5 separate regions of the Mus musculus genome follow, and regions 1, 3, 4 and 5 are each linked to region 2. A link is a loop called in an ENCODE intact Hi-C map of the cell type or tissue named here. Cell type or tissue: left cerebral cortex. All regions are shown on one strand. Links, peaks and the distances in the headings refer to the core of each region. The heading gives the core; the rest is flanking DNA.

Region 1 (5,957 bases), core at 422-5,421, 910 kb before region 2:
TACTCATCCCTGGATTAGGTGATTTGCCCTCTGCTGGCCTCTGGCTGTGTAGCTCGATCACCTGCCTTGGACAGCACTTTCACTGTGCCTGGAGGGGTAGAATTCAGAGGTGAATTCAGGAGAGAGTGTGCACCGAAAACCTAGCTACTGGTTCTCTGATGCTCACTGTTTAACCACAACTTGATCACCTGTATAAAAGAGCAGCTAATAGGGCGCCCGTCCCACTGGAGAGCTGCAAACATAAAATAAGCTAATGGAAATAAAGGGTTGGGGAGGGGGTTAATGGAGCGATGCTCCACTAACTATGACAGCCTTCCCCTTTTTACCTGTTCAAACCTTACTGTTTCTTCAGAGCTCCTCTAAATATTCAAAACACACTCCTCAGTTCCCACTCTAGGACAATCTTATTCGGGGAAGTCTGTAGAATTATTTAGTTGGTCGAAGTTTATGTCCAAAATCCCCAGGTTAGAGGTAAATGAAATGTTCGGTAGGCAGAGACCTGAGCCTCTTGTGCTGAGCCGAGCCACACCTCTGATGAAAGGTATTGCTATTTTCTGCCTTCAGGTTAAAGAAATGTCATTCTGTTGATGTTTGTCTTGGGTTCTTGAGCATGTTAAATTGATTCATTGAACGGTGTGTATGGTTTTCCATCAGCGGAGACAATGGTACCCTAGGTGTCTTATTTTCGAGACTATAATCAGTTCAGTACGCTGAGGTGCTGCTTAGACTGTTTAAAACGAAAGGTTCAAACATAGCTGTTTGCTTTCGACCATTAGGGCCAGATGGTGTTGTAGATTCTGAAAGACCACGCAAGAAGTTCCGGGAGAACATTTAGGTGAATCATGATCTCATGTCTGGACAGGTCAAGCTTCTAAGGAAAATTCTCTTCCGGGGTTTTCAGTAGCAGCTCTTATTTATTTTAACAGCAAGAAATTTCAGGTATATTTTGCCTCCCCACTACCTATAATTAGGTCAGAATTCAGGAAAGTGGGCTTCAATTTGCATAGAATGACATTAATCCGGGCATTCTTCCCTTAGCAGGGTTGAAAGAGAGGATTAATCACTTATTCATGCAAAACCAACTTGCATGAATCATTTATTTATCTCATTCTTGTAATTTTGAGGAGCTCTACGTGCCTCAGGCTGTAGAGAGATTTACCTTCCAGGATAAAGGCCTGCCGCCCCTGTAAACAGTACACTTCCTATAGGAAATCAATGGGTAACCATGGAAATGGCCCCATAATGCAAAATTCCACTTTCTTATGAACAAATCCAAACACACACACACACACACACACACACACACACAACGATCGATTGTAAGATGTAAGATGTAAGATGAAAGGGCCTTGCCCAGGCCTCTACCTTTCAGAGAGCCTTTTGTTCCATGGAAGGAAGCCGATAAAACGCAGTGTGGTATCCACAAAAAACGATGGGAAACATGCATATAAAATGAACGTCACTTCTCACAGCCTGGGCTGGAATTTCTTGAGCACTCTTGCTGGAGGCCTAACTGAGACACTTAGCATCTAAAAAAATGTTCCGGAGTACAGGATACTTTTGTACTTGACCTCGTCTGATTTCAACCATCAGTGAGCTCTTTGACAATCTGTTAGAGGGAAAATTCCCCGAGACCGCGACAGATCAAATTGAGCTGCGTGTCTTTGAGCAATTATAAACAAGACGGAACAAAGCACAACAAAGTAAAACAAAAAGTAATCTGTGAATCGAGCAGGTGACCCCTGGAATCAAAGCAGGTTCAAAGAGTTCCAGCCAACAATAAGATCTGACAGCCTTTGGAGAAAGCAGCGGTGAGGGAGAAGCTAATTTAATTGGTTCTAGCTTAATTGGCTAATTGCTGACAGAACCTCCTGCAATTAAGGAAAGCCGGGAGCCTGTGAGTAAACTCCATATTGGCTTGCTGTGCCGTTGCTTAATGCAGGAGACCCGTTCGCGTTTATAGCCTTTTGTAAGTCTTGTTTAACCTGGCTCACAGTTTCCTCATCTGTAAAGCCAGCAGAGGGGCTTAGGGATAGTCATCCGATTTAACCCAGGGATGGTGTGAATGTTACCTGTGGGACTGTCTTCCTTCTTTCTGGTCCTTGACAGAGATGCCTTATCAGTAATGGCACCTTTTCTCACGGACATCAGATAGTGTTAGAATTTTGATTATTATTATTTTTTTTCTCCAGGCAACAGCTTCTCACAGCTCAGATTAGTTGTGCGGGTACATGTATTTGCCACGGTGTGACCTTTAAGGCTCGTTTAACTCTGACATTATAAGAATATAAAATATAATTATAGCAGGAGAATGCTTGTGGCCATTCAATTAGATTGAAAATAGAATTCAAATGATAATCCTAACAATTTCGGTTGTGGTGATGTAGTTGTTAAGTCAAAGGAATTTCTTGATCTCTACTGTACCCAAAATGTTTATTTCAATAAAAACCTACCCCTGAGCTCCTTACTGCTACAAGTGAAATGGTGTTTTAACACCACTGCTGTCCATCACTAAAGATAAAATAAAATGAAAATTATAAAAGTCTGTTATCCTCAGTCAGGAAGGCAATTTAGGTAGTGAATCCAATAACAGCCCGCATGCCCGCTCACTTTCAACACTGGAGGGCAGCACACGGGTGTGTCTTTTGGGAGACATTTGTATTTGGGCCTTGTAAATGTAATTAGACAGTGGTGTGCACTTACACAAGTCAAAAGAGCGCCTTTCATTCAACCAAGATTTTAGCACCGAATTTCACTCACTAGGCTTTTAGACACTTCCTTCTCCTAGTTGTGTTTCTATGTTTTTAGCATTTCAGATTGACCCACTGTACTTAGTTCATGTCATACTTCTCTCCAGTTGTTAGTGGTGTCTCAGTTATAATAATAATAATAATAATAATAATAATGATAATAATAATAATAATAATAAGGAACCACTTTTGGATTCTGAAGGCATAGCATTGATTTCCAGCTCTCTCTTGCTAACTCTCAGACTCTGAGACTTCTCTGTGGTAAATAGAGACAGAAATGTTCAATCCCTGTCATCTCACCACATTGTTAGTGAAAAAAATCAAAACAAACCAAACAAAACAACCCCAAACCCTCACTATTTGTGAAAGCATTGCTTGAAAACAGGTTTAAAAATAATGACCAATCTCTTCTACGCTACCACAGTTGAGATTACAGCTTTTACTTCAAAGGAATCACACAAGTAACTTTCAGGATTATTTTCTAAATTATAGGGTATAATCTGTCAATGAGTAGATTTGGCTGAAATGCATGCTGGGATACCCTGAGCCTGGAGGAAATCTTGTTGGGAGCCGGACTGTAGGTGTGCCATTGATATCATTACTTGGCCCTGAAAGGGCCATCACTGCATTCGGAATAAAGACTGATACTTATTTTTCAAAACTATTAGTCCTAATGTCTCATCTCCCAACAGATATTTCGCAATGCTCCCTTTATTCCTGAAGACAGATAGCAATATCTACCTATATTCATAATCTCATAGGAAAAGCAAGTCAACATAATGTCCTAATTTTAATATAAAGTTTTGGAAAATGTAGTTTAAAATGAATGTAGTCTGAGCTTCAATATGTAAGAGCTTGGGGCTGGTTACATTGAAAGATGTAAAGTGGTCAGGTACTTGTCTCTGCGTGAAGAGGAGAAACCATAAGTATAGACAGAGACAGGAACTTTGTACTTGTGACTCAAATGCCAAGAAGGTAGTTTTATTATTAATGAAGTGATTTTTAAGAGAGTGAAAAATTTTGACAATTTTTTTAAAAACTAGAATCTCCTCCTGATTTATAGGTTTGAGGAAATTCTGAAAATCTGCAACATGTTAGAATTCACAGCAAAACATACCCTCAGGTGATATGTAAGCGAAGTAGGCATCCGACTCCATATACTAACAAAGGGGTTTGCACCTGCAGCAATGTTCAGAGGAACACAGTACCATTAATGCTTGTACATTAGTGGCGGAGTGTCAATTTATCATAGCCTCTATTCACTAAATGCCAGTAAAAGTAGGGCAACTGTATGGGACGAGGTAGATCTTATTGTTGCAGCAACCAAAAACATCATTTATAATTCAAAAATGGAGGCAGTAACATCCTAATTGAAAGTCAGTGATTGATCTAAATATTGGGTTTACATATCATCATGAACATGCAAGAATAAATGAAAATTAGCCCAGGCATTAAATTAACACACAGAGGACAGAATTTAGTGTACAGGCAATGATACAGTACAGGTAGCAACAGCTGACTGGCTATCTAGACATAATTGACAGATAATATACAGATAGCAGTTGTTGAACAGTATCAGTGCTCAGTGAACAGGGCTGATATCCTCTGGGAGCAAAAGTAGAGAACAGGAGGCCCAGACAGATGTCTGATTGAATGAACTAGACTTTGGATCTTTGGATTAAGGAAGAAGTTGAAACTCAATAGACACACAGCTGCTCTGGTCTGATAGCCACTGAACCCCACCGTGATGGAAGCAGTATGAATCCTTATGTCTCTTTCTGGGGATGAGCCTGGTTATTTTGATCAGCCTTAGTCTGGATTTACCAAATTGGGTTTGGGGCTACATACCTAAGGCTTTGTGGATTCACTCCTTAGAGGAGGCAGGGAGTGAATAATGTAGGGCTCAAATACTAGAAGGAAGTTCCAGAAAGACAGGTGTTGGTTCAGCACTGGGAAGCACTTCTGGTGGAATTGCCTGGCTTGCGAAATATGACCTACCCTGGGACAATAACAACTCACATCTTCAAAGAGATTTGTGTCTGCTATTAAGTTTCAGCATATTATCTGAGATCATTTGGGCCTTCGGTTGCTATTAGTCTCATGTTGCCTGGGATCATTTATTTTTAGCCTTCTGGTGAGATCATTTACACTGAGGTAATAGGCTCTACACTTACCAGATTCCAGAAGACCTGGTGTTTAGAAGGGGGCAGGGAATGGCCTCCATTGCTTTTCCATATTGCTTGGGTTTTAGAATCACCAGAGGAAATTTTTTAGTAAATATTTTATTCCATACTCATACATTCGTACAGTATATTTGGCTTCAATCCACCCCTGCCCCACCATTCTCGCCTCTATCTCCCCTAGTTTCCCCTCCCAACTTTATGTGCTCCCTGCTTTGCTTCTTTAATTTCCTAGCCGCTGTGTCATTTAATGCTGCCCATATGTGCATGGGTGTTGGCCCATCTACTGGAGGATGTGTAGTCTCTTAGGGACAAAATCTCTGAAGAAAAGTTATTCTCTCTCTCCCAGTGACCAGCCACTGCCAATTAGCTCCTCAAATGAGGAAAGACTTCATAAGCTCCTCCCCCATCTATGGTGAAGTTTTGGTTGGCTTGCTCTTTCTTGATCACACAGGTCTTCTCCACGCAGTACACCTATTGGGGTTTCATGTGTGCGACTGTGCTGTTGTGGACAGAAAATACTGTTTTGCCGCAGATATCCACTGCTCCTGGCTCTTACAGTCCTTCCACATGTTCTGCCCTCCTCAGACTGTATATATTCAGATGATATAAATATGGGATATGTAGTTCTAAAAAGCCCCCCAAGTGCTCTCCTGTGTAATGCTTATGAGGAATGCCTGTACAAATGTGTAGTTACTTTCTAGCATCTTAGAGCATGTTTTCCGCCAGGGCTCCAATTCACTCTTCTCCAGAATGCCTAGTTTGCTGACAGACACAATGTTCTTACACAATAAATGTTAGGTCTGTCGCTGTCAACCTGGAGTCACAGCTCCTTTAGGGGTCAAATGAGCCTTTCACAGGGGCTGCATATCAGATCTCCTGCATTTTAGGTGTTCACATTACAATTCATGACAATAGCAAACTTACAGTTATAAAGTAGCAATGAAATAATTTTATGGTTGGGGAGTCACCACAATATGAAGAACTGTATTAAAGAGTCCCAGCATTAGGAAGATGTGTTCGGAGG
Region 2 (5,892 bases), core at 893-5,892:
GGTAGGAGGTCGCAGTAAATTGAAGCCCTAAGTATTGTCCCAAACAATCATTTCTCACAAATAACCCAACCTCTGTGGAACCTATATACACTCTGGAGGACCAGAAAATATTGCAGCAGCTGTGAAAGCTGCATATAACAATTTCTTCCAACCCTGTATTATTCTACATATAACTGAAATATGAGAGTCATTAATAAAATTGTTGACACTGAGGAGGCCATGAAAGATGCCCTGCCTCTGATGATATTCCAGCTTACAGAGCATGTTTCCCCCTTTCCTCCCCTCTAGACCTGTGCAGAGCAGACAAGATTTATCTTTTATCCACCTGTAACTGGGATTTACAGCGTGAGATGCTGAAGTACGCATCTCACAGCAATAACTGCCAGACCCAGCATTTGACAGAGTACTCTAAAGAAAAGATGTCCTCCTACCTGGCTTACTACACACACACACACACACACACACACACACACACACACACACACACATGCACACCAGTATATGATCATGGTTCTTGATTACTTCTAGTATGTAGGGCTTTAATACAAGAAGTGTGCTTGCTTCAGTACTTTTTTCCAGTGCCACGTCTTGTGAGCCTTACTGAAAGGTAAAGCTACAGATACATGTGTCCACGTTAGAGGGATGACAGGAAGAATGAAAAGAACTAGGTAGTGAATTTAAAGGGAGCAGAGATAAAAGAAAATCGGGAAAGACATACAAATGGGGGCTCTGATGATACTGGAGCATGGCTACAAGTGAGAAACAGGAGAGAGAGAGAGACAGGGGGTGGGGGGAGAACTTTTTTAAGTTCTTCCCAATGATTCCTTCTTTCCCAGACAATTCTTTTTTTTTAATTAATTAATTAATTTGTTTTTTTCACTCCATATTTTATCCCCCGCCGATCCATCTGCAGGAGGTATGAGATGTGGCACAGACAATTCTTGACTGACTGACTCGGGGTTCAGATAATTGAAAGGCACTTTTGAGACACCACCAGCAAAGTAAGAGCTTCCTTATTTAGAGACTACCTACTCTGGGCTAGGGAGGATGCTCGGTTGCTGAAGTGTTTGTTGTGCAAGCATGAGGACCCGAGTTCAATCTCAAGAATCTATATTAAAATGTACTTTTTAATCCAGTCGTGTGGTAAGCTTCACTTGTAATATCCTCCAACACAACAGAGGCAGAGACACTGGATCCCTGGGGACCACTGGGGAGTCACCCTGGCCTAATTGCTTACTCTTAGGCCAATGAAAGACATTGCCACAATAAACCAGGTGTATTACTCCCAAGTAATAAAACTCTAGGTTGATATTTTGGCCACCATACTCACTGACACACTTGCTCCCCTGTGAACCAAAAAGTGTCATCTTACACATGCACAGATAGATATATAAAATAGAAACCAGATGCTTGCTGAGATAGAAAATTCTGCAGCTAAACAATTTATTGAAATTCTGTGAACTGTATTTAAATTGATCCAGCGACAACAAAAATATGTGTGTGTGTGTACAGCTATGCACATTCATTCATCACTTGGTTGAACTTCTTGTTCTCTCTTTAACAGTCACCATCTATGTTCCATGCTCTCTGGTGGTCTAGACCTGAATTGTCCTCTTACTAGCGAGAAAAACACCTTAACTCATTACAATGGCTCATGCAGCTGTTTTTAACTCGATCATAAAAGGCATCAATATTGTATATGCTATTAAAGGGAATACATCTGGGACATTTGCGTTCTGGTTTTAACATTGGGTAAACTGAGTCCTGGGGATATAAAAGTGACTTGGCCAAGGCCAGAGTGACTCAGGGACAGAAGGCTGAGTGATATGGAATTGATAGTGTTAGGCTGAACCCCTGCTCTTCCCCTGTACAAGCTGGGAAACCCAGTCTACTCTCCTTCCCTGATCCCCAACCGCGGAGTGAAAACTCCACCTCTGTCTTGGAGAAAACTCCGGGCTAACATGTCAGCATTTCCTGGAACCCACCCAAGAGTGGCTGCCAGGGGATCAGTTTTTAACCAGGTATGGGCAACAACCCCATCTCCTAACCAACAAGTAATCACTCCTCACCAAAACTCTATAAAGTCACGTTGCTTAAACCTGGGTGTTTGACTTCACTGACCTCCACCTGTGAGACCAGCGAACTCCCCTTAGAGCTGCCTCCTGATAACTATGCCTTTACCTACTTTTAATCTGGTCTAATCTGGCCTATGTGTTGGTCACCATAGGAAACGCCTATCGGATCCAGTTACCATTCCAACGTGTTTTTGGGTTGTGAATTTTTTTTTAATGCAGCATTTTTTTCTTGGGGTAAAAATGTCTTCAAACCTCAGATTCATTAGTTTACTTTTTTTTCCTTCCTCTTATTCTCTGCCTACTACCACTACTTCCTTCTTTAGATATCGTTTGTCATTCCATTATTTTCTTTTCTTCAGTGAAAACGTGTTAGAAATATATTGTATACACTCTTAAAATTGGAAAAAAAAAATCCATCCACAACTCCAGTGCTAGACAATTCTCTTTCTTTTAGCATGTTGTAATTGTTTTTTACCATACATTGATCCATTTTTCTCTTAGTGAAGCCATTATGACTAGGCTAGTTTATATACTGACAGTTTTATTTTCCAGGTGATTATCAGCCTTTTTTGTCCTTGCAAATCTTTGCTTCATACTGATACATGTTAATTTGGGGCTATATCCGAGGGCTACTGAAATCGTTTTAAAAATCTGCTATATTCCAACGGCCCCTGGAACAGTCCATACTTCCAGACAAAAGAGGATGCTGTATAAGGACGTGTTTGCTCCAAGTGGACACTAAAAACACAGACTTGGGTTTCCCACCTGTCAAAACGTCTTTGTGGCTGAGAAGGGAGCTGTGTAACTTGTGTGGGGTCAGTGGGTCATGGATAACTTTGGGTTTCTTGTCCTCCTTAAAGATGGTCCTCTTCATTTGGCTCCGCTGTGCCGCTCTCGGCTCGCCTCGTTGGAGCCGCCAGGGGGCGCTGTGGCCCGGGAGCGTGGCGGCGGCGTATCGCAGACCCTCCCCCTGCGTGCCGGCACCGCCCTTTCCCAGGCTCCTTTGCGGGTAAACAGACATGGCCGGCGAGGGAGATCAGCAGGACGCTGCGCACAACATGGGAAACCACCTGCCGCTTCTGCCTGGTAACCTCCGGGACGGGCGCCTGGCCGTGGGTGGAGACCGAGGACCGGGGCCGATCCCGCAGGGAGGACGGGGACAGCTACTCGGGCGCAGCGGCCGGTGGGAAGCCTCCCGTGTGAGCCTCGCCCTCCGCAGCTCTGCGCTTTCCTCCCGGCCTGTCTCCTGGGCTGTCGGGGATGTTGGGGCCACGGACTTTGGTTTCCCAGAGCAGGGACCCCCATTCCTTTCCATCTTTCTCCCAAGCCGGCCTCCCTGAAAATTTTGTGGGAGTAGGCGAAGTTGAGAACCGGGTGACATTAGCAGCCGTTACTTTTCCTGCTCATCTGCTTTCTCATAAGACTGACAGCTAACATGCAGTAGGCATTTGCACGTCGTGGGCCCCGCAGTGAATGCTTTGCGTGCATTTCTGCTTTTATTATTACACCTGTCATCTGTCCAGAGCCTTGCTTATGGAGGAGAAACTTATCGACGGGTTGTTAAATGTATACCATCCAGTGACGTGGAAGGTCACACAGTTGCAGATAGGGCTGCGCGGTGTACTGATCTGCCACCACAGCTGGTATCTCTTAGCTATCTCTCTGTGGAGGTAGTTATTTAGCGGTTTTTCTCAGGTCTGCAAATAATATGCCTACTTTTAGGGTACTCAGGAGAACGGTATTACCGATTTCTCCTGCTTACTTTATGCCTTTATGGTTTATGACAACTTATGTTGCAGTATTGAATGCTGAAAGTGGATGAACTAGTGGTACGGACTGTTCTTAGAATGCTGTAGAAACACAGACTATTGCCAGAGCCTTTTGGTTGTAGTTAAAAGCCATGCAGTCTGTTAACCTTGTTTGTAGGAAAAACATCAGTCGGCTACTTTTAGGAGGGTCACAGTTAGGATAAGGCTATTGAGAATAATTACAATCACAGGTGCAGTTCATTTAGAGCCATATAAGCAACTGCTGCTGGGTGTACTGGGTTTGTGTTTTTTGCTGGATTGGATACCAGGCACTCCCAAATCCTCTGAGCTATGTCTCCAACTCCTGCTGTGATTTTCATGGGTAGGGATTATTGTGGGATTTGAAAATCTTGTGATGGAGATTCACTTAGGGTTCATTTGTGGACTAGGTTAGTCCTACATTGTTGAAACCGTGCATCCTTAGTCATTTCAGTTAGGAACTTTTTTGTGTGGGGTGTGAAGAAATAATTTCAGGTTTCAGTTTGTTGCCTCAGAAGGTGTGCTTCAGGTGTGAATGTGTTCCTTGGTGGTAGTGTAGACAGAAGAAGAAATGCTGGGTGCAGGGCCAGTGCATAGAAAGCACCTTTTCTGTAAGCCACTGGTTATTGAGCTGTACTCGCGGCAGTTCCTAAAGGTGATCATCTTTCAACAGAAGAGATTTCAGGGACAGCAGCTCCACTGTGAATGGAGCAGACGTTTAGGGAAAGTGGTGGAGTAGGAGAAGGGTGCTCCCCCGCTATTGGCATTCATCAGGTGCTTCTGTGTGAGCCACCGGGAGCTCTGAAAACTCTGTAGTTTCTCAATTTGAAATATTAGAAGGAAGAGGCTCACAGATGTTGTAGATATAGAATAGTGGGTTTCCAAATTATAATAGTTTTATTTCTGGAGACACTTTGGCTTGTCCCCTGAATTCATGTAGTGTAACTTGCTTTGAAAAGTGATCATCCTTAACAGCTAAGGGAATTGCTTAACATTTTAGGTGTGAAGAATCCATATTGGACAAATTAAGTGCTCAAATAAAAACATAACCAAGTTGGAGAAGTTAATTATAGCCTGTTCATAAGCAAATTCTTTTAAAGAATAAACATAGGAAATTTCAGGTGTATTAGCCCTGGAGCTAATAGCAGGTACTTTAAACTTGCTGTAGTAAAGAAGAGAATGGGTCTCTCCAAATGTCAAGTAAAATCTACATTCTCGGAGTTGTAGATGAAAAAATTAAATTCAGAATGTTTTTCTTATTTTAGCTTCGTCTTTATCGCTTGATAAACTTCCCTATTGTCAATAAAATCATGTTTAGAAATGTTAAATAGAAACTATCTGCATACCACTTGAATTATGTTCTTCTCTTTGACAGAGCCTTTTATCTAGGAATTTATAATAAAAATAAAGTAAAATCTTCATGTTTTTTCATAAGAACATCCTTTTAGGTAGTTTGGTGTAAATAATAATTTTCAAAAATGGAAAAGCTGACCAATTTGTAATGAAACCTTATGCATTTTAAAACTTTTTGGATGTATTTAAAAACATTTGAAGAGAAATGAGACTTAGTTTAGGCCATTGTTTCCCAACCTTGAGACTGTCACCCTTTCAGCCTGGAAAACCCCTGGCTATGTTGCAGCACAGTGTGTGTAAGAGCCTAGACAACTCCTAGTCTGCATTACCGGGGTTTTTATAGTTGTGACAGTCAAAGATATCTTCAGACAGTTCTAAACATTACAAGGAACAAAGTCATCGAGTTGGAAATGTTCCCATAGTTAGCAGGAAAAGAACAGCTCACACTTGATAGAATACCACTTCTAGAAAGTAGCGTTGTGTTTTGTTTCTTCAGACTTTCATCTCTGCCCTTGGCAGCATCATGTTATCAGGTGGATCAGCTTAGCTTTCATTTCATTTCAAAAAAAAAAGTGCAGGTAGAGTTCTTAAGATATCTCCTTTTGCCAGGCAGTGGTGGCGCACTCCTTTAATCCCAGCACTTGGGAGGCAGAGGCAGGCAGATTTCTGAGTTCGAG
Region 3 (5,957 bases), core at 455-5,454, 1.6 Mb before region 2:
GCTCGGCTCGGTAAACAGCAGGCCACTCATTTTCATCCCGCCACATCCAGACGGATTGGCTGCCTTACCTACGTCAGAGAGCACCCGGATGCAGCTCTCCACCGAGGCTTTTTGGCTCGGCATCAGCCAGTTGCAGTGGTAAACTCGGAACACGCCTTGCAGGAGTTGCACAAAGACAGGCTGGCGGGTCTATAAGAGAGAGAGGCGAGGTGAAGAAGGCTGCAGAACACAGATGGCCTGGCTAGAAACAGAGGCTGTCTGGAACCCTCCACATCTTAGTGGGAGGATTCCAGAAGGGTCAAGGACTGGATTCCAGAATGTGTCTGCTTTGGTGTAGATGTTGACTATCCCCTAAAGAGCTATGTATTAAAGGGACTGGTCTTCAGACTGGTACCATAGGAAGGAGGTGGGACCTAGGAAGAGGTCCTTCGGGCATCCAAAGGACAGGGGGTGGGACATTGCCCTCCTCCTTGCTATTGTTGCTTTCTTTTTATGATTGGTTGAACATGTCTACCCCATCAGACACTCCTGCCATGATATGCTGCCTCACCGCAAAGCTTTGGGGAAAAAAAAATTAATCTTTTTTTGTTTGTAACTAAATTAGTCTGTTTTTTTTTCATCATATCAACAGAAAGCTGAAGAACACAGTGCCTAGATGGTGAGAGAAGCTCAGGAGCATTTTAAAGCAATAAAATAGTATCACCGACTTCATGTTACTTATTTTAGATGCATTTTAAACTTGATATTATCTAATGAATTCTGATCACCAGAGTGAGCAGGGAAATCAAACGCTCCAAAGCAGTAAAGCCACGCAACTACGAACCAGATGAATTAACCCAGGTCAGCGATTTCACCCTGGTGTGAGTGGCCCCCAGCATGTTAGATGTACCACAGTCACTTAGACCAAACTCTCCTTGAAGCACCATGTCCCAAGAAAAGCTCTGACCTCATGATTCTGCTGCTGCTGCAGCGTCCCAACAGCTGCACTACAGGTGCAAACCACCATCCTGAGCTAGCATCTGTATGTCCAATACTTTGTTTGCTTATTTAATTTACTTATTGTTTAACTGTATGCATTCATGTGTGTCATGGGGAGTCAGTTCTGTCCTTCTAGCATGGGAGTTCCAGGGATCAAACACAGGCCTACTAGGCATGCTAGCAAGTGCCTTTATACTTGAGCCATTTCACTGGCCCTAGACACTATATATTTTTTTTTTTTTTTTTTGGCTTTTTCAAGACAGGGTTTCTCTATAGCCCTGGCTGTCCTGTAGACACTATATTTTTAATTCACAAAAATGGAATGCCAGATGGATGTCAGCAGGGACGTCACCTCTATCCTTATTTATGACAGTCTCTTTGATGGTACAAAGACAACCCAGCTGTAATGGGTAGTGACAATAAATATCCATTTAACCCAGAGCACGGGCACAAGCCAATTGCTTTCTATGAGAAGACCTCTCTTTGGCCTCATGAGAAGAACTAAGTTTGCACTCCTTTTAAAGTAAGAGCATGCATACAGCTAGTGAATTAGATACTGACTTTCTGAATGCTTTTTAAAGTAGGGATTTCTTATCTCTATTCATGTGACATTTTTCTCTTTGGACATGCCAGGCAAAGGTGTATGGTGAGCTGCACCAGTCATCTGTTTGGGGCAGATAACTCATTCGGCTGCACTAAAGTGCATCGGAAAGGAGTAAAGAAAGAGGCGGTGAGAAATCTAAAGGGATTTCCATGGTGAGAGGGAACCAAGGCAAGTGCTAGAGGAGAAAGAGAGCCTGTTTTAAGAAAATGAAACAGAGGAATAGAATTTTCAGTTCCCCCCTACAAATGCGGTTCATGTATCTTCCCATTGTTGGGTGCGTGATACAAGCCAGATGTGTCATGCATGATCTCATTTGGACCTGGATAATAACTATGTGACATGGAAGTTACCTTTGTGTTCTAGTATAAGACAAAGGCTGGGCAAGGATAAAATTATCCAAAACTGCTAAGAGAGGCCAGCAGAGCGCTGACTCAACCTCTTCTCCCCATTCAGGTCAGCTGGGACTGGAATCTTCCGGAAGAACAGCCTGCCCTGCGCTCCCAACCACCCAGCAGCAAGCTTCAGTACTCATAGAGGTCAAGGGGACAGGGAGCCAGAGGAATTGGCCAAGGAACCTAGAGTCAGTTCCTATGGCTGTGGCTTCTGCTTAACCTCTGAGTTTATAAAGGGTCCCAATCGAAAGAGCTACCTGCCCCGAGTCCTTGCCCCTGGCCTGCCCCTGTGCTAAGAACTGCGCGAGTATCTCATTTAGCCTTAGAATGACCCTGTGAAGAAGGAAGGGGCATTATTATAAATGCTGAGCTTGAGACGAGACCCCTATAGTCTAAGTCACGGAGAAGTGTTCCTTGGTTAGTCAATTCACACGAACCAGTGTTTATGAGCCATCTGCTTCCTCCTGTCTGATACCTGGGCATATAAAGGTGACCGAATGAGTTCTCAGTAGTTGCCTCCTAACTGAAAAATGTGACAGGCAGCATGGTGACATCAGCTCACTTGACTTCTTAGCCAAAAGGACAGGGCTAGTCCTATAGTCTATTCATTGTTTGATTGGGTAAAGAGTGATACAGGGACTCAAGGATACATGTAATTTCAGGAGTTATCCACAAGGGGGCACTGCTGGAATGTGGTGGAACCTTTGATAGGTAAGGCACTGTGGAAGGGACATTGGGACAGTGGCTCCTTTTCATTTCTTTCTCCTTTTTCCCTTCCTGTCTTCCCTCTGCCCACCTTTCTCCCCATGCCTCCAGTTGCAGGCACCACACTGTAATGTGAAATAGTCCTGCAGTCCTACTTGGTTATGAATCCTATCCCTATCCTATCCATAACTGCGCCTTCCTCTGGCCTCTCAGCTCCTCTCTTGAACCATTCATGTTCCCTCCAGGCCCCGCGAAGTCCCTTCCCTGCCCCGGCTAAGACTTTATTTTTAATCTTTAGCCATTTTATCCTTCTGAGTCTCAGAGCTCAAGTACTAACTCAAAAAATTGGTAACTAGGTGCTGGTCGTTAATACCAGCATCAAAGGCCCAGCAATGTCTGAGACACTAGTCTGCAGACCGGTAGAGGCTGCCACATTTGAACCTCCTGCTGTGTGCTAGGTACTATACTGAATGTTTCAAATAAATATTGTATCTCATTCTCACAAGAGCACACCAAGTTGATATTATATTCTTGCCAGACATACACGATAAGTTCTGAGCCAGGTGTGGTGGCACCGTTGGGAGGTCAAAGCAGGAGGATCAGGAAGTCAAGGCCAGCCTTGGTGACATAGTGAGTCTGAGCCACCATAGGCTACATGAGACCCTGTTTCAAAATAGAAAGGAGAAAAAGAGAAGGCATGAAAAGGGAGGGGAGGGGAGGGAACAGGAAGTTCAGTGACCTCTCTGTGTTAACAGAGCTCAGATAGGACAGAATAGAGATTTGAATCCAATCTGTCTTGCTCTAAAGCTTCCAGAATTCTCCTCTTCCTCCCTGGAATTCACATTTACAAGCTGATACTTGGGCATTTCCCTGGCAGCTCAAATGCAGTGCATCTAACGCCAAATTCATCGGTCTCAGCTCTGACATAGGAGGCGGGAGGGAGAAAGAACTGAGATGTAGCTAAGGAGAAGACACGCCTTACAAAGGAACAGCACGAGAGGCTACACAGGCGTGTTCATTACCAATGAAAGGTTCAGAGATCTATCAGCTACGTCTTCAGAATTACACCTTGATTTCTGGGTATAAACTACACCTTAGGAGAGATTTGGAATATTTGTCATTTGAAGATTTACTTCTCTGGCAATTCTTGCTTATATGCTGGATAAATTTAGTCCACAGAAGGAAACAGTAGCAACCAAGGTGAGAAGCCATAATGTATGCCCCATTTAAAGCTGTGTGTGTGTGTGTGTGTGTGTGTCTGTCTGTCTGTCTGTCTGTCTGTCTCCAGGTACACATGTTCAACAGCACAGGTTTGGAATTCAGAGGACAATCCTTACAAGCTGATTGTCTCTTGCTACCCAGTAGATACAGGGATTGAACTCAGGTCGTCAGGCCTGTGAGCACGTGCCTCCACCTGTTGGGCCATCAGCCGACCCACGGCATACAGCTTATGGTTTTCAACACTGTTTCACTATCTCCTGGGGCATCACCATCTCGAATGTCACCTTCTACTACAAGAGAAGCGTGTCTGGCCTCATTAATCACTGTGATTTCCTGGTTGGCACTTGGTGTAAAAGTACAAAGAGATGATGCACCTGGCTGTTGTTAATGGGCTCTACTTCTCAAGAATGGATCGCCACTCTCGTGTATCCTTGGGTTCTCCATGTGCAGATTTATCAAGGACTGAAAATATCTGAAAAATCATCAGGTCTGTATGGAATTCATACACAGTTTTCCTTGCCCCTGAATAATATGGTGGGCCAACTACTCTCACAGCGGCTGCATGGCATGGCTCACTGTAAGTCGCTTAGAGACGATTTAAAGTCTGAGGGAGCATGTGGGTAGCTTCTATGCAACTATAACACCATTTACTGTTCAGGACTTAAGCACCCCTGGATTTTGGTATGTGAGGACCGAGAAGGTCCAAGAGCCAATCCCTACAGGTACTATGGGCAACTTCCCTTCTGCCCCCAAGGGCCCCTGACAGAGCCACCTTCCATTCTGGCTTTGCAGAATGGCTCATTTCCAGCTCCCTGCACATGCCTGGATGTAGACTGCAGATGCCCACATGAAAACTGTCCCTCGGGAGGCCGTTCTCACCTGCAGAGTGGTGCTCTGGTCTGAGAAGGGAGAGCTGAAGAAGGTGGTGACGATGCTCATCACGATTTCAGTGACGTACTTCTCCAGAATGGAGTCTGCGTGCTTCCTGTCGCTTGTGTTGTTACAGGCCTAGAAAAGAGACAGAGACTGGGAACTCAACTCGGTATGCAAGCCTACTCCAGAATATCAACAAATGACATTCCTCACGGGACAGAAGTAAAGATATGGAGGCCACAGTGTATAACAGATGATCATGAAGATTTCAGTGTGGAACAGGAAGTCACAGTGTATAATAGGTGACAAACAGGAAGTCACAGTGTATAATAGGTGACCACACGGGTTTTGGAATGAGAGATGCTTTGGATAGTATAGTACCTGTCCACTATTTAATCGTTCTGCTTGGAATAAGATTAGCCCTTTCTAAGGTTGGAGAATAAATTTTTAAACAAATTGAATAGTTCTATACCTTGAGTTACAAAAAAAAATCACTTATATTACAGATGAAATAAGAAATTACTAAAAAGAAAAAAGTAACAAAAGTATCAAGTATGAACAGACCCTTCCACTCAGAACTGTTCATGGAAGAAAATTCACAACTGGCTTTTACAGCATTTCTGAACAGGGATGACAGACAGTCCTATCATACTCACACACACAGACACAGACACAGACACACACACACACACGCCTCACCCTGCAGATGTCCACGAGGAAATTCTCAAACAACTTCCACATGTGGTTGCTTGTGTAAATCTCCTTCATCTCCACCTCCGTATCCACATAGCAGTGATTCAGGAAGTTAATGTAAGCGATCTTAACCTGAAGGGAGAAAGAAGCTCTTGTGACAACCCCGCTTCCACAAGGAGCCCATGAGCTCTCGCTTCCTCTCCAAGGTTCGGTGCCCAGTCTTATTCCACTACCCCTGCTGGCTCTCGTGTCTGTAGCTTTTTGATTTTCCAAATTCACAACTATAAAATTCAAAACCCCAAAGCATAAAGCTTTAGGGAGAGACTGTTTTTATGATCTCAAGGTAAGGTTGGATGAAAAGATTCAAGTTTGACTACACTGTTCCTGTTGGCAAGAAGGCAGCGTTATTACATGGTCCAGCCTGGGAGATGTTTGCAATGAGTGAAGCCGGGAAGGCATGACCCACGTCCACATAAAACATGACAGTTAAG
Region 4 (5,957 bases), core at 573-5,572, 1.3 Mb before region 2:
TGGCTTCTAATCTGAACATTTCAGTATGCCCTTTTCCCTTTATATGGCACCCCAGAGCAAAGCAGACATAAAATTATTTTTTGCCTTGAGTTTTTCATGCCTTAATGGTTGTGTGAGCCCGTGAGCCAGGGTTTGCAGCAAGTATGCTAGTTTGACTTTTTGTAAGATTCCTTTTATGTATGTGGAATTCAGTGGGGAAAAAAATGAGCTGAAGATGAGCTGGGAATGTAGGTCAGTGATGGAGCATCTGTGTAGCACATGTTTAAGTCTAGATTGCATTCCTAACATCCATAACACACACACACATCCTATATCACTGGTACCACTAGACAGTCTGGGCAACTTTGAGGCTTGTCTTTAAGCATGTGGATTATCTTTTCTGAGAAGCAGTTTTTTTTTTCTTTTTCCTATCAGAGAGAGCTAGCCTCCCAAAATGCCAATATTCTATAAACTCCTCCCTATTGTAAAACTTTTGTAAATTTGTCCATTTTGCCACACCTTGGTAGAGATGGTAGAGATTCTTGGAACTCTCCATAGCAGCCTTCCCCTGCTATAGCACCCATTAGGAACTAGCCAATCATGTCAGATTGTGAGGTTGAACTGTCACCAATGGAGTGAGACTTAGCTACTTGTACTCCCACCTTGGAGTGATTGCTCGACTAGTGTGGGCCACTGTGCACCCTTTTGCCAAAGTAAAACTGCCTGGCTGAGTGACCTCTGCTTTGTTTAGTATCTCATTTTACAACCCCAGGAATATCCTTCTCCAATAGTTTTATTCTCAAGACTTTCATGTATGCCCTCAATGGTTGGCCTAAGAATCAATCACGTGGCTCTTCTTCTCCCCTTCTCCCTCCTCTTAAAAAATAGACCAGGACTTAATTTGGAAACTATGATTAGTACATCAAATCCCCTGAGTTTATGGACACTAATGACTGTAAGGAGTTTAAAGAAGATACTTATAGAGAATCTTTCAACTTCTTGATGCTGCAGGAGAGCAAACCCAGGAACTTGAGCATAAAGCACTTTGTCATTGAATTACTTTCTTAGGAACTAGCTTTGGAGACGGGGTCTTGCTATGAAGACTAGCTTGGCTCCTACATTCACGATTCTCCTGTTTCCACATCTAGTGTTGAGATTATAGGCAAGTGTCTAGCTAATTAAGTTATTCTTAGTTATTTTTTTGCACATAAAATAAAGTAGGCTAAATTAAGAGATTGCATTAGACCAACTGTTTTTATAGATAGGCCTTAGAGAAGATGGCAAAGAAACACACACACACACACACACACACACACACACACACACACACTTTTATTCAGTAGCACAACGAGCTAAAATTGAGTGTAGGATCATCACACTGTTAGTGCTTTGAGGGCAGGGGGCATGTTTTCTTATTCTCTGTATTCCAACTCATCACTTGGCATACTTTTAGTTCTTAATGAGTATTTATTGGAGTTACTTAAGAATGGAGCAATATTTTTCTTTCATGTTAGATACTTCTAGCTTAAAAAAAAAGCAACTGGATGCTGTCTTCTTCAATCAAATGATGTCATCTTCTAGGCCTCGTCTAATACAGTGCCTGGTATATTATAGTCACTCGACTATTTGATGAATAAAGAAAAAAAATAGGTGGTCTTCGCAGACATCCTGGAATGTTTGATCTTGACCAAGCCTTAAGAGCTCATTGGTACATGGAGTATTATCTACTTGTGTTATTAATAAACTGTCAATGCAAATGCAGATGTGTGTTGCTGGCTATGAGTCATAGATGAGAGGGCGCTATTTCTCACATTGAAATCCTGCTTCACCTTTTGAAATCTGCTATAGAATGTATTATCCCATTTTCTGCTCATAAAATCCTAGAAGGAAGAAAGAGCAGCCCTAATTTGTTCTTATTCTGGATGGGGGAAAGCTATACAATTTTAAAGTTATTTTCACTTCGAAAACAACAAACTCTGTGGAGTAGGTAAGATGCTGAAGTCATACTCTTAAGTCTGACATCCGAGGGGGCACCCCTCTGCCAGCATCTTTGGTCTTTCCCTATTCCATAAGCAACTTAGGCCATGGTCTGAGGGGTTGAAGGGTGGAGTAGGGCTTTGAGGTAGCAGCCATTTATTGAGTTCCTACAGAGCACTAGGAACAGTAATTCCCAAGCAGCTGAGAAGAGGGTCTATGACTTAAACTCTAGGGCTTCTGAGGATCTGAAGAAGTTAATTTATGTGTGTCCAAGATCTCTCAGCATGGCGGAGACCTCAGCTAAGTTTGACTCCAGGGGCTGAGATTCATAACCAAGCCTTTCTTACATGTCAGATAGCCGAGACCAGACATGGAGATGGTTTTCTCTGATCCCTCAGTAAGTTCTGAGTACAAGCCAGACAGGGGGAAAAAGCTTTCTGAAAAGTCACGCCTCTGCCACACACATGTTAGGGAACTGCTATTTTACAGACAGTATAAGGTAAGAATCCTTGTTAAGGTCTTATTACAGGTTCAAAGAAAAATATTAAATTCTGTCCATTTAAGAACTTTTCTTTCAGACCAACAGCTTATTTCCCCCTCGAGAGAGAAAGAACATGAAATTGGGTAGATTGCGAGGTGGGCAAGGATCTGTGAGGATTTGGGGGAGGGAAAAAGGATGACAAACATATTGTATGGGATTCTCAAAGAGTAAATAATAGTAAGACGTCAAGAAGACTGCAGTTCCAGTAAACAACCTTGATGAAACTCATTGGCTCTCTGTCTCCTACACACACACACACACACACACACACACACACACACTCACCACAGCGAGATGAAAGATAAAAGGGGCACTAGCCAGGAAGGTGAAGGATTACTGGGAGAGGGTGAGGGACCAGAGAGGGTGGTGGTGCATATCATCAAAACACCTTCTGTGCATATGTGGAAAAATGTCATCACAAAACTCATTATTATGTATAATCAACATTTGCTAATGAACATTTTAAAAATGCCATAGTTAAACTAGATACCCCGTGTGCTAATAAAAAAAAAATAAAAATATCGGGGGTGGGGTGGGGTGTGTGTGTGTGTGTGGGGGGGAAGAAGCCTGTTGTTACAGCCAATTTGACAATTACTACCACGTGGGGGAGCTATGTGTCTCTCTTTCTTGGCTTCTAGGAAAGAGCTCTAGCGCCCCCGGGGGCAGTGAGTAGCCCTGGAATTCTGCTCTGCAGCGAAGTGTGAAACAATCCCCTTCCTACTCACCCCCCCCCCCCCCAGCTTCCTACTCCCCCCAGCTCTTTAGACCTGGCTCTACATGGGCATTGGCCTCAACTACTCAAGATATAAGCAGCTCTCTGGTTCCTTCCATGGAGGCTGTCCGCAGGCCTCTATCTCCGCCCCAACATGGAAGGGTGCAGGCTCCCCTTGGTGAGAATTAAGAGGAGTCTTGTAGTCAGCCCCTGTGGGGCTACAGGACATCCCTCCAACCCAGTCTAGAACAGCGCTGGCCCCGCCTGGGGAGAGAAGGGAAATAGACAGGCCCTTTAGCACCGCCCCTAAGATCGGTGAGCTGCTTTCTAGCTCCGCCCCCATATAAAGGGCACTGGCCCCGCCCCCGGGGGAAAGGGACAGCCCTCTAGCGCCGCCCTCTGGCTCCGCCCCCAAAGAAAAGGGCACCACCCCCAGCCCTTTCAGCCACTTAGCCCTGCCTCTACCTGGAAAGGTTTAGGCCTGGGCTCCGCCCCCAAAGGCCACAAGCTCACAGGCAAGTTCTCCAGGCCGCACGCTACATCTTGTTGTTCTGTCGGGGCTACAGATTCCTCCTCAGATGCTGCTATCTCGAGAGAAAGCTTCTCCACACCTTCCGCAGACATTTATGGTCTCGCTTCGACTACTCGCCTGACCATTTTGGGCCTCCGGGAGGATGCTGGGAGTTGTGGATTCTGCGGCCCTACTTCCTCATGGGAGTTGTAGTTTTCCGTCCCAACAGGCTGCAGGTGAGGGAGATACCTCCCTCAGCGTCGTTGGGGTGCTTTTCCTCTGGATCCCACTGTTTTAAACTAGATACATAGCTGATAATTTCAGAACCACAAAAGGTACAAAATTTGGAGAACTTGAAATGTTTTCGTTTTTTTCTGGGGAACCTTGTGAAGCCTGGTTGTTTGTTCAGCCTTTGAGGGTTTAGTAGGTGTTTGGAAATGTATCGTCTAAGCTGAGGGAGAAAATACAGTCCAGAGAATATAAAGATCTAGAACCCGCGGAGAAGTTGGGTGACTGGCACAGAATTTGTTTTTGATAAGGTCCTCTCCTTGTAAGCTCACCTTGTCCCATTATACAAAACAACAAAAACCTGTTTTGAGTAGAGTCACTCACTGATCACGCCAGAGTTTCTGTATCTGGTGGAAAATGTTAACATTGCCAAATCTCCCCATTTTGCTTGTCTTGCTTCTTTTTCTTATTCTCCCTCTATCCCCTCCTCCTCCTTCTTCTCCTCCTCCCCCTCCTTCTCCTCTTCCTCCTCCTCCTCTTCTTCTAATTTTCTATCTTCACTGCTTTCTGTGATAATAGGGTCCCACAGGGCATCCACTCTTGTTGACCAAAAGTTTGGAGGCTAAAGGGGGACACTGAAATAGATTGTCCTTATAAGAGATTCATTAGAAGATACATTGATGACACAGGCAAACAGACAGACAGGCAGACAAAGGGCCTTCACGGCAGAGCAGGCATTTCTTCTTAGAGGTTTCAGAGGAAGAAGGGAGTAGTTGATGAGTAGCTTGCAGGTAGGCTGTTCCTGAGTTATCTATGAAAGTCACCAAATTACTCTAGCTTCTGGAATTGTTACAGATCCATACAAACGGGGCAGCTTTACAAAATGCAGGATCTTAGGTTTTTCATCTTTGTGTTTTAGAGAAAAAAATTACAAATGTATGTGTGCATAAATAAATATATTCTATATACTTAGGTGTGTGTGTGTGTGTGTGTGTGTGTGTGTGTGTGTGTGTGTGTGTATTTAGCTAGATTTGTTTCAAGACAGGTTATTAGTATGAAACCCAGTGTGGTTTTGAACTCTCCATCCTCTTGATTATTAGGACTACTTGCATGAACCACTGCATCTAAATGTCTTAATTGGCTTTATTTTCAATTCTAGAAAAAGGACAACATTTCACCCTGTAAGGTAGAATAAGCATTCTGATTTTCTGAGCGTAGCATTGGTTGTATAGGAAGAGAAGAGATGGAAAAGCAGAAGCAATAAACAAAAGAAGAATGGTCCTTTCATAGTTACTCTATCCCTGTAAGGCATGGGCAGGAATACAGAACAGTAGGAAAATAAATCATTGCTTAGCACCAGAGTAATGTTTGTGTGCTAAGATTAAGGCAGAGGAATTTTATTATCCTGGGATATTTGTCTGTTATCTCTTTAGTTCTTTATTTCTGCAAAAGGTTACATAGACAGGTTAGTTTCAGCTTGGTGACAAGTGACTCTATCTTGATTTATCGTCTGTCATGGGGTTTTGTTGCAGCAATAGAAACATTAACTAGACAACCAGGATCCAGAAGTTATCATTATTTTGAGATAGGATCTTGATATTTTGCCAAGGCCTGTACTCGATGTGTAGGTTTAACGGATCCTCCTCCTTCAGCCTTTGGCATAGCCAGGTCAGGTGCATGACCTTCCCCTGCCAATATGGTTTCAGACATAAAGGACTAGGATGGCAGTCTCCAGCCCTTAGCTTCTTCTCTACTTCAGTTATGAATATAGGATGCTTTTACTTTCTGACTTATAGGATCCTTAAGCTTAAAATGACTAGAACTAATTGACTCCTCGACAAACTTTTATTGGTAATCTAACAGAGCATCCAAGCAGCAAGCAGAGAGCGTCCTTACCTCCCACCCATCCCCCCGGCCGGCATAATAAGGAGATAGTTGTGCTCAAGTCTTGGTTCTATCTTCATAGTAGTTTTCATTTTTATCACCTCTTACTTAGTTCTAGTTTTAAG
Region 5 (5,957 bases), core at 292-5,291, 930 kb before region 2:
ATTCCCTTAGTCTGCGGAAAGAGCAGCATTTTTATTTGTTCCAAATCCAGGACAGGTAGAGTTTCCCCTTCTGCATTCTCAGTCCCTGAGGGAAATCTTCTCTGAATTCAGTTCACATTCTACACTTCTGATTACCCTTGAGCAGATGTGAATTTAGATGGAGCTCATTATCTTGCATTTCCAGGAACTCTGCCTCAGAGATAACCATCTTGGCTTCTACCTTCCCTGTAGTCTATCATCCTCCCTCTTAGTGATATTAGGGTAATGGGAATTGATATGAGCATAACAATAATTTCAATTCTTTTAAATAACTAAATTTGTTTAAGTATTAATGGCATTAACCTGAAGGACTTGTGACTGCTGGTACTAAACCTTCTCCACATCTGTCTTTTTGTTCCCAGAACCACATGTGATGATACATTTTATATAGTAGCTGCCTAATCAGTGGCCATGGTTTGGATAGTTGATAGTATAAGCAACGTCGTGAAGATTTAAAATGTATTGAAAACCTTATAGAAATGTTTTCCTCCCCTCTCACAGCAGCTGTGCAAATCCCATTTTAAAGATGAGAAAACTGAATGGTGGAGCTCATAAGAGCTTTCCCCATGGTAGTGTACCCACAAGATACATGGGTTAGAAAGTAGGTCACTACTGCTTATAATTCCATGCATTTTCTGCACCTTTAAATGCCCAGCTTCTGGTCTTAAGCTGGGAAACTGGGTAGCTTTCCTTTGACTATTTTAACTTTTAGAGATATATGTGAAGACACTAAAACAGGCCCAGGGCTATGGAATAAATGTATGTAAGTAGGAGAGTGTGATATGGAGATGGAATTCTTTTTCTCCATCCTCATTCTCATGCCATGGTCAAATTTCTGCTTCTACAAGTAAGTAGTGTTTACTGTTTATATGACAGACACTAGGACTGGTGCTCTATCAAATGTACATTTGATCCTCACAACCTATACAGTGCAGACACTAGTAATCTTCCAACCATCATGTGAAGAGATTATGAGGTATAGAATAAGCATCGTGTCCATGTTTTCACTACAGCTGCTTCGTTTCAGTCCATCTGTCTGACTGTAGAATAGGATCTTATCCACTTGGTCCAGAATCCACTATTTTTGCATATTCATGAGTTTGCATTAGCCAGTGATCTCTACGAGGTTAAGCTCTTTGAGAGTTGGGCATCTTGTGTTTGACTGTAGTGTGTTCCCACCCTGTTCAGGGCACTTAGTTCATTTAATACTTAGAAAATTGCCAGGTTTGGGTCAGCTGATCACTCTGTCTGTGACACTGAGAGAGAAGATGCCTCCATTTGCATCCTACCTTAAGCATCTTCTGCCTCTTCACTTTTGCCTCGGGGTTTTTAAGCCCCTGGAGCTCTTAGTGTACCTTTTACACAGCACAGAACTAGGAGGGAGTAAATACCCTGGGGGCAATCCTCAACTAATGGCAAGTAGGATAAATGCCTAGGCTCCCTGGTCTTCAGAAGTAATTCTTAGGTGGACTTCTCCTGGGCCCTTGAGAATTAGCGTCAGCTGCACTGAGCTCCAGTTGACCACAGTGCTTTCCAGTGTTTCATTTCCTCCTTGTTTTTGCACTTGCTGCGTAAACGGGAGGTCAGAATAAACTCCTTGCACTAAAGTCCCTTCCTCTGTTTATTAAATAGTTTTGGAGAGTAAACAGACAAATGGGTCACAGCCTTGTTTTCTTACACTTCATACCAGAGGCCAAGTCTTAAAAAAATATGAATGGGTCATGTGGCTGGATTAACTAGATAAATTTATCTCAGGATGGATACAGCCTTGGAGGTTCAAGATAGATATGGTTAAGGTTAATAGAGGTATGGCTTAATTCAGCATTGCTTTTGTTTTGCTCCTTTAATAGTTCACAACATATGACCAATTATACTGCTAAAAAATTATAATGCCTAAAAAGTTACTGAAATGAGTAGGTTGACTTGCTGAGGACAAGGATGGCTACAAATTCAGCTTGCCCCCATCCCCTGTGACATCAATTTTGGTGTAAAATAGACTAACCTGCAGTGTACTCCTATGCCACAGAATCTGCTAGTTGACACATTTTTTTTTTATGACTCTTTCCTCTTGAGTCTCTGTCAAGGATTTATTTTAAAAAGATGCCAGATACATATTCATAATCACTGAGCAGTCACTTCACCAACAAAGGTTGAAAAAAAGAGCATGGCAGATGGTGTCGTGAAAATTATATTGAAGAATACCCCTCATGTTGATGAACGATGCCGCAGTGAAGTCCTGCCATATATATAGGTGGCAGGGAGGATTTATGCCTGGTGTGTCTAGGATCATAATAACTAATGTATCAACTTCTTTGAAAACTTTTTAATTAGAGAGATCAGCAGGGTTTGTGGATGAGTCATGAAGAATAAGACCTTTCACTTGCAGTAAATGAGGGCAAACCAACTATCGGCAGCAAGAGCTTCATTTATTTCAGAGCCTGATATAAATGGCACTGTTCTAATTAGTCAGGCCAAGGGTCTAATCCCTGCATGGGTCAAATCAGGCTGCATCATTTCCTCACCCTGACTGCCCTCTTACTCCCAAGCACTGCAGTCACAGCACCCCATACACACACGTCTAGAAGAATGTGTGGCAAACTACTGTGTAAACCTGACCTTGTTACTTGTCTGATGAAAACCATTTGCTTGTGTCTCAGTGCTGAGTGTAAATTCTGGATTCCTGGCCACAGACCTTGAGGCACTGAATGATTTGACCCTAGCATTTTAGGTCTGTTACTTTTTCACTCCCTAACTTAGCCAAACTGTCCACCTGAGAAGAATGTTCACCTCTAGACACTTGCCATTCTGGAACACTAAGTGCATTATGGTTTTCCTAGCCTATTAGATGGGTGGTTTCTCCAGGTATCAGTTCTAGAATTATTTCAGAGGAGTATTCTCTTACCCTACTATGTTCACAGTACCCTCAGCTGCTAAGCTCTGCTTACTCACCTTGTGTCACTGATAATAAGCAATAGCATTTAACTCTCCAACTGTTTGCTCTAGGAAGCCAGTATATGTCCCCCTAAACTGGGATCATGCCTGACACTTATCATATACTCCATAAGTATATGTTACTTAGATTGTATATGAAGTTAAGTGCACACTGTAGGGTAGTGGATAGAAGTGCCATCTTTTGTGTATAGACTGGAACAATCTAGAGAATTCCCACAGGTTTTAAGCATAAGCTTTTAGGATACTGATCAGTGATTCTTAGGTTAGTCAGTCCCCAATATTAACTTTGTGAGAAATTTGTGTGAAGCTGGGACAGGTGCTGTATTTCTTATTTGAAATCAGTAGCAAATAGGGGCTAGCAAGCAGACTTCTAAGCTTATCATGGTAGCTCACAACGATTTCTAGGACAAAGAACTAAAACTTTATTGTCTTTTAATTGATTTTGCTAGAGTAGTATTCTAGAATTCTAGATAGTACCTTATAGGCACTCAGTTAACATTTTCCAATCAGAGGAAATGTATATACTTCTATTGTTAGTTAGTAGATAGTCTTACAACACACAGTCTTTAGTTTAGTGGACTCATCTCCCACACTGGAAAGGCTAAGGGCTGGTAGATGATCTTCCTGAGGTGGTTTCATTGTGGATTGTGGACTTCGATGAATGAGCCCTTTCAGCCAGGCCCAAGGTATGACATGTCAGGATCAATTCTCACTATTTATATGTATTTCCTGTCAATATTAAATTAATATATAATCCCTAGGTATTATATTGGGCAGATTTCTGCAGATCAATGAAGATGTACTGTCTTGTAGTGATGCTATACAGACAAATAGATGATTTCTTAATTCCTAATGATGATTCTATAGGTATTCCCAAAATTATACAAGTAATTAAGCCATTTATAATAGGAATGAAATTAAGATTCTCTGTGATATGAATTATGTAATTAGAACTTTTCAAATCTTTATGTGTCATGGCCATTTGCACTAAGATAGAAAACAGAGTTACAATTGAAGAATATATTTCTTAGGGCTGTAAGTCAATTAACTAAAGGTCATAAACTGAAAAGGAACAATTTATTATAGGTGTAATGACAGAAGATAATATATTGACAGGGTTTATCAATACAAAATTTCAATGTTAACTTAGACACAAAAAATTTTGTTTTAGACTTTCAATGAACCTGTGGAGCTAGTAACAGATAAGGAACATCTAGCTAGATAACTAGTCTTAATGAAAACACATGTAAACATCTCAGTTGTAAACTTCTTATTCAATTTATGATTTGAATTCATGTTTAAACTTATGGTGAACTTTTGAAAAGATACCATGTGATCTATTCTCCTTAAAAACGTTAAAAAAACAGAAACAAACAAACAAACAAACAGAAAACCCAGGAACAATGACATTAGGTGGCAGAAGGGAAGAACAAATTTTGGAGGAGGAAGAATACGAGAGCAGTATGCAGAATGCAGAGAGAAATCGAGAAAAAGGAGCTGCCGAGCAGAAAGAGCAGGCAGACTTTTCTTTACCATGGGACATAGCAGGTTTTTTCTTAACAGCAAGGCATGCTTCGTCTTAATAAAGAGGACAAAGATTTTTTTCTTACAGATTTTCATTCAATTCATTTAGCAATAAAAGGGTAGAAGCCTATTTTTTCATCCAGAACGAGTGAGTTCGTTCTGTCCTAGCTTTTGCTCCATATGCATAAGTATATAAGTTTAGGTGTGTCTGTGTAAGTATGTAAGTTGATGAGACCGATTGTTGGGCCCAAAAATAAGTATGTGATGATGACATGTATGTGTGAATTATAAATGTTTATGCATATTTGCTTGCATAACTCTGCAAGCATGACTCTCTTCTCTGGGTTTAATAAAACATTATTGCTCCAAACCTCCCACCCACCTGGAAAGTGAGAGGTATGGCTTCTGGGAAAGAGAGAAAGGAGCTCTGGCAATTAATCCATGACTTATTCCCCCATTTTAAAATTTAATTTCTTTTACCTATTCACTCTGTATCCAGTGCACTGCATCCCTCCTGGTAATCCCTCCCACAATTCTTCCCTCATTTTCCACTTCCCTTCTCTTTTGAGTCGGTTGGGGCCCCTTGGGTATTTCCCAACCCTAGCACTTCAAGTCTCTGCAAGGCTAGGCACTTCCTCACTTCCTCTCCCACTGATGCCAGACAAGGCAGCCCAGCTAGAAGAACATATCCCACAGACAGGCAACAGCTTTTGGAACAGTCTCCATTCCAGATGGAGACCCACATGAAGACCAAGCCACAAATCTGCTACATATGTGTAGGGAGGGCTAGGTCCAGCCAGTGTTTGTTCTTTGTTTTATGGTTCAGACTCTGAGAGCTTCACATGTCCAGATTAGTTAATTCTGTTGGAGTTCCTATCCCCTTTGGGGCTGCAATCCTTCTGCCTATTCTTCCATAAGTGTCCCCAAGCTCAATCCATTGTTTGGGTGTCTGCATCTGTCTGAGTCAGCTGCTTGCGCTGAAAGTGTTGTGGGTGGGTTGGTGTCTCTATTACTCCAATGAGGTTTTGCCTGGCTGTAGGAGGTGGCCTCTTCAGGTTCCACATTCCCAGTGTTGTGAGGCACAGATAAGGTCACCCCATTGATTCTTGGGCACCTCCCTTATCCCAGGTCTCTCTATTGTCCTGGAGATGCATTCTATGTCCTGCCCTGCTCTACCACCACAGTCGGTTGCAGATTTCCATTATTAGCCATAAAATACAGGTACCATGCTATACTCCACAGACTCAAAGAAGCTAAACAAGAAGAAAGGCCCAAGCTAGGAAGCTTGGAGATCACTTAGAAGGGGGAATGAAATAAATAAAATAAATAAAATAAAATAAAATAAAATAAGAGACAGATGGAGGGAGGGGACTGGAAGGGACTGGCTATGGGGGGAGGGATGGGGGTTTCAGGATAAGGTATGGAGAAGGACAGGAGAGGTG

Evidence for each region. Hi-C counts contacts between places; a loop is a spot of excess contacts. Peaks named below come from ENCODE experiments on the same cell type or tissue, not always from the same donor. Only the 100,000 strongest peaks of a DNase experiment are listed, where the experiment ranks them.
Region 1: a loop joins it to region 2, with 3 times the contacts of the local background. A loop is called at or near these places in 3 of 42 quality-filtered maps.
Region 3: it touches region 2 in a loop (4-fold over the local background); 3 of 42 quality-filtered maps call a loop at or near these places.
Region 4: a loop joins it to region 2, with 6 times the contacts of the local background. A loop is called at or near these places in 34 of 42 quality-filtered maps.
Region 5: a loop joins it to region 2, with 2.5 times the contacts of the local background. A loop is called at or near these places in 2 of 42 quality-filtered maps.

The regions. Positions count from the first base shown.
Region 1 is chr6:107,707,237-107,713,193 of GRCm38, reverse strand. No RefSeq gene overlaps it. Among named protein-coding and RNA genes, the nearest start is that of Gm35017, 100 kb to the left of the region's middle. In left cerebral cortex, for the core only: a CTCF peak has its summit at 2,614 (motif pointing right); a DNase peak (open chromatin) is centred at 2,622.
Region 2 is chr6:106,797,260-106,803,151 of GRCm38, reverse strand. It overlaps Crbn (cereblon), which reads left to right and starts at 3,065. Exons shown (of 11, transcript NM_175357.3): 1 at 3,065-3,161. The coding sequence starts at 3,095. In left cerebral cortex, for the core only: a CTCF peak has its summit at 2,992 (motif pointing right); a DNase peak (open chromatin) is centred at 3,032; H3K4me3 peaks cover 1,564 bases; H3K27ac peaks cover 904 bases.
Region 3 is chr6:108,405,041-108,410,997 of GRCm38, reverse strand. It overlaps Itpr1 (inositol 1,4,5-trisphosphate receptor 1), which reads right to left. Exons shown (of 62, transcript NM_010585.5): 34 at 5,473-5,598; 35 at 4,780-4,908; 36 at 69-189. Among named protein-coding and RNA genes, the nearest start is that of Gm35165, 65 kb to the left of the region's middle. In left cerebral cortex, for the core only: a CTCF peak has its summit at 2,649 (motif pointing right); a DNase peak (open chromatin) is centred at 2,660.
Region 4 is chr6:108,062,957-108,068,913 of GRCm38, reverse strand. Setmar (SET domain without mariner transposase fusion) reads right to left here and starts at 3,869. Exons shown (of 2, transcript NM_178391.4): 1 at 3,675-3,869. The coding sequence starts at 3,833. In left cerebral cortex, for the core only: CTCF peaks have their summits at 3,137 and 3,624; DNase peaks (open chromatin) are centred at 3,160, 3,616 and 3,857; H3K4me3 peaks cover 1,330 bases; H3K27ac peaks cover 1,112 bases.
Region 5 is chr6:107,723,040-107,728,996 of GRCm38, reverse strand. No RefSeq gene overlaps it. Among named protein-coding and RNA genes, the nearest start is that of Gm35017, 89 kb to the left of the region's middle. In left cerebral cortex, for the core only: no CTCF peak of the experiment used is centred there; DNase peaks (open chromatin) are centred at 821 and 2,181.